Regions from separate parts of the Homo sapiens genome. Here region 2 is linked to region 1. Evidence: chromatin loops called from intact Hi-C (ENCODE). Cell type or tissue: MCF 10A. All regions are shown on one strand. Region 1 has its middle 140 kb from the start of SLC24A2. Region 2 overlaps MLLT3 (MLLT3 super elongation complex subunit).

Region 1 (2,500 bases):
AGCTCTTCTGACTGTTCTAGGCTCAGTACTCTTGAAAGTCAGGCTTCAAGTAGAGTCAATTCTAAGGGGTCTTTGGCCCCAGAGCAGTCAATGCATCAAAGTGGAATTTTCTATAGCATGCTTGGACCCTTGGCATCCAGCACCAAAGTAAAACACAGCTTGCCTTACATAAGGGAGCCTACATTATCACTCCCAGAATAACTGGTGACCCCACAGACCTGCACAGATGTGCTGTAGAACAAACAAACATCAGACGTTCTCTATAAGGACAGGTCTAGGCTGCACCTTTATCTATATCCAGTCAAAGATATATAGATTTATAGTGACCCAGAAAAGAATGCAGAGGAACCTGGAGAAAGCACCCTGCTGCTTAGATCTACAAATTTTGTTCATCTCATATATATAGGCACAGACAAAAAGGAATGTTGACAGGCTGTATTTACTTGATCTTTTTGTCATCTCTTAGAATCTAATACATGTGAAAATTTTGGCATAGGTAAGCACAATTACTTGTGGTAGACATATATATTTGTGAAGCTGTAACTCCTTGTGTATATATGTTTTATTCTTTACACATTAGTTCTTGCTGCCAAAAAGCTCTACATTTTATAATTCAATCAGCCAACACCTGTACCAAGATTTGGTCACTGGGAACTTCAAATATTTCGTATTTGAGAATGGGGAAAGAAAATCTGCAGAAAAAAAAATTGACCAGAACCTGCGTCATGTATTTTTCACAGGAAAGCTAATTATTAGAGGAGGATAAAAACCTGAGGTTCCCTGACTAGGGAGTGGAGTCTAGACAAGGGATCTGATGTGACAGGGTTCCTTCTCTATCCTCTTCAAAATGTAAGGAATGTTTGGCTTCTGGATTGTGTCAGAAAATAGAAGTAACAAATAGTCTTTATTCATAAAAAACTGGCTTTTCCTGACAGAGATTTTAATCGTGTGCTACACACGTGAATCCTTTTTAAAGAAATTGCTAGGGGCTGGGGAATTTCCAAGCCAACCTCCATTAACCTGCAGATTGAGCAAGACACACATCTGTTCTTTAATTGCACAGTATTTCGAATCAAAACAAACAAGCCCTTCCACAGAAAAGGGCCTGTTTTCCTGGTGATGGTTTTGGCTCGAGTTACCCTTTGTGTTGAGTATGTCTACTCTTCAGGCCATAAGGTAGCGATCTCACCGACACCTCCCTGTGTCACGATTCCCCTTAGTAGTCTGTGCTGCAGTCACTAAGCATGACCACTAGATGGCGGGAGAGGACTGAGTTGAGGTTATGGCGGCGGCTCCTTTCTCCCTGCAGGGTGGGAGGAACGCTGTTGTCTCTTTTTCTTCCTGCCCCTTTGTTTGACTTCACCATTCTCTGTTTCCTTTTCGCTCCGCTGTAGTTACGTGACTCACCTTTCATTCAGTACCTCCCTTCAAGGAAAGCCCTGTCTCCTGTCCTTGGACTGGGATCACACAGAGTTCTTGGGATGACCCTGGCTCTCCCGCGCCAGCCGCTCTGCTGCCAAGCGCAAGCATTCGCTCCCAGATGCTTCGCCCAGTTCTTTGCAAATGTCATCCAATCAGTGTCCAGGTGTTCACGGCTCATCACTGGCTTACTGCTCTGGTCTACATAGCTTGGGACATTGCTGTTTATGCAGGTATAAAAAAAAAAAAAGAAAAACAAAAGAAAGAAGGAACGGCAGCATCACAGAATGTGAATCAGAATATTAGTCTGTGGTACTGGGAGAGAAAAAGAAGATTCCCCAGAGAGGATGAAGACCAAACAGACTGCAGACCTGCCATCTCTCTACACTGCACTTGGATTGGCCATTTGCTGTATGCACCCGGGAAAAAAATTCAGAGGACCATGCTGTTGTGATAGCTGACCTAAAGACATTCTGGAGAGCACATGAGTTTGATTTTTACAAATGACTTAATAATCTGGGGGACCAAGCCAGGGCTGCAGAGTCTGGAAGAGCCCCCGCCAGCGGTGAGCAGAGGAGGAGGAGACCCAGAGTCAGGGGTGGTAGAGGAACGGGGTTTCCCAGGCCTCTTTTCACAGCAATTAGAGGTCTGTGTTCTCCTTGAGGCAGGGGCGTAACTCCCACAAGTGTTAATGAGATTTAACGAAGAGAAAGGGAGACTCCAGAGCTGCATTTCCAGTCGGGGCTTCCACAGCAGCAGAAGAGGACAGAGTTCTGCTGCTTCCAGCCGGACCTGGCAGAGAGTCCTGGAAGCCTGGACCTTAGCATGTTACCTTCATCAGCAATTCCACACTCCAGCCGGCATCGTAAGTCCCCAACCTGTGGTCGCCTAGCCCCTTCTACGAACCTTGTGAAGAGAAGCTGCCTGTGCCTTGGGCTAGAAAGTTCTCTCGCACTCTATCCAGTGCTTAAGCTCGCCTGCCTAGGTTTACATCCCAGCTCTGCTGAGTTTCCAGCTAAGCCTAGTTTCCTCCTCCAAAAAATGGAGATAATAAATGGCACCTACTTCACTTGCGGATCTA
Region 2 (2,500 bases), 480 kb after region 1:
CTGGGCCATATAGCGAGACCCTGTCTCAAAAATAAATAGAAAGTCTTCTCCCACTGACCCCACACCCTCATCTCTACTAATTCATGCCTCTTTCCTTCAAAGACCAGCTCAAATTCTAACTTTGTACTATCTGGACCACCTCATGCAGTGACCGTACATAGGAAGTACCTACCACATACATATTTTTAAGCGTTACTGAACATTATTAGAGTAATGAAAGAATATTACAAACCATTAAACACATCTAGAAGAAAATGTTTTTAATAACTTAAAGTGACATGATAGTTTATCATACTTAAAAAAATAGGAGTGTCACATAATAAAGCAAAGGTCAGCAATTTATTGTTTAAAAACCAGTACCGTGATTCTAAGCACTGAGGTCTCAAACCAGGGCCACTCTAGTAATTTCTTTCTTTCTCTATTTATTTAAAGTAATACCTGAGGGACCCATATATGTATTTTCCTTCTATGACCGTGAAAGGCAAGAAAATTACCTTTTCTGTGTCACAGATTCTGAATATTTCTTCCTATCCCTGTACTCCCACATCCCTAACCTCTATATTTTCAGAATTCAAAGATAAAAGTGTTGTCTTCAAACATTTTAGTAAATGCTTCTCCATATTATCCTGCTTAATAGCAGGATCTTTGACTTTATCTGGGAATATATCACTGCACAATCACCTTTGGTGACCTAAGGAAGCTGCTTAGGGGTGATTTTTCCTTGTGGACCTTGACACTGCTTGCAAAGTTTACAGTCATAAATTGTAACCCTCTGAGAACAATTTCTCAAACTTGGTTAAATAATTACATAGACACCAAAAGAAAACAACCCTCTGTCTACTCCTACCATTGCATTATCTTGTCTCCTAATTCAAAGAAAGCACAGCCTACATTTTGAATAACTTAGAGAGGTTATAACATGAATTTACAAAATGTAACTAGGAAATTCAGAAAGGAGTCTCCAAACTGGAGGACACCATTTGTTATTTGGTGGCATCTTCTGGGAAAGGTTGATATTGCAGCTCAGCTCTGTGAAACATAAATTCTCTTGCAAAAGCACATGGGAAAAACTCTGGAAACAGAAAAATAATCCTGATGATATAGTATAATAAGGTGCAATCTAGACCCAAGAGAGTCAGTTTTATTTTAAGTGAGGATGTGTAAGAAGCTAGAGGCTCCTGGATGTTTCACAGCTCTTCCCTCAATCCTGGCTCTGCATGCCAAATCCACCTATGAGGACAACCTGTCACCTCCTGAAGGCCACTGGTAAAGCCCAAACCAATAGGTCAAAGAAACAGGATTCATATGGGGGACAACATGAGATATTCAAGGCTTTCCCAGCAGCACTGCCAACTTCATGTAGCACACCTCTACAATTTTAGTATGAATCCAAGGAAGAATAAGATTTGTTTTACCACCAACCTCCTCTTAGGTAGGTACACTACCTATCAAGTGGGTTCAAATCCTAGCTCCATCACTTCTAAAGATGGCAACCTTGGGGAAGATTCTTCATCTTGGAGCCTCAGCTTTTTCATCCATAAAATGGCAATAATAATAATAATACCTATTTCACAGAGCTGTCTCGAGGGGTGAATGAGTTAAATCATGTTAAGTACATAGAAGGGTGACTAACAGACTAAACACTCAAGTTTAGCTATGGCTATAAGGCATCTCTGTGGTATGGTAATGCTAGTCTTGCAAAGCCCATGTTGAGTCCCATTGTTGGCTTTATGTCTAAAGATGACAAATGGGATAATTCCATCAAATGCATAGGTCATAAAGCAAGAAACAATAATGCATTGAATAGGTGATGTAGCTCTCTTAAAGAAGGCTCACAGAATTTATTGGAAGAGAGATTCTGGCTCAATACATGTCAGTGGAAATGCTGAGTTTTGCCAATTGTTGATGACAACCAGCTTTGCAAAGATAGAGCCCCTGTGTATTCACAACCTTCTGCTACCCAAGGGCTTCTAAGGAATTCCTTAATTTAAGAACTGAGATACCACACTGGCCCTAGTATGTACTGAAACACGGAAACAAAAAGGCCTCCAACTGTTTTTTTTTTTAATCTCCTTTTTAACTGCTTTTTTCAAATAAACCAGGAATATGGATGAATAAATGAACAGCTGGTTGGCAAGGCTGCCTCCTCCTCAGTGTGATCACACCCAACACAGAAAAAAAAAATGCGTTAGAAAATAGGGACAGGTGAAACATCTCCATGCACCCAACAAAGTTAACTTTTGTCTGGTAATTTCAATTAATGTTCCACATTGAGCAGAATTTACCAGAGGAAGAACTGTAACCGTTCAGGTATTTTTACCTCCAGTTATAAAACACAGAAAACAGGAGCCTCCGATGAGAACCTGCCCCCTGGAGAGCCAGGGCAGCCCTTTAATGAATGGCCTCTCCAGCTGCTCCCTCACCATACTTACAGACTTTACAGCTCTTGCATGTGCTGGAATTACAAGTCATTAAAAAGCCACTTTGAAAACACAATAAA

The links. Peaks named below come from ENCODE experiments on the same cell type or tissue, not always from the same donor. Only the 100,000 strongest peaks of a DNase experiment are listed, where the experiment ranks them.
Region 2: it touches region 1 in a loop (4-fold over the local background); 8 of 110 quality-filtered maps call a loop at or near these places.

Annotation. Positions count from the first base shown.
Region 1 is chr9:19,924,919-19,927,418 of GRCh38, forward strand. It overlaps a transcript of SLC24A2 not described here. Among named protein-coding and RNA genes, the nearest start is that of SLC24A2, 140 kb to the left of the region's middle. RefSeq lists enhancers at 1,233-1,527, 1,453-1,562. In MCF 10A, a CTCF peak has its summit at 1,239 (motif pointing right); a DNase peak (open chromatin) is centred at 1,263.
Region 2 is chr9:20,406,217-20,408,716 of GRCh38, forward strand. All of the region lies in intron 5 of MLLT3 (MLLT3 super elongation complex subunit), which reads right to left. Among named protein-coding and RNA genes, the nearest start is that of MIR4473, 3.8 kb to the right of the region's middle. In MCF 10A, a CTCF peak has its summit at 989 (motif pointing left); no DNase peak of the experiment used is centred here.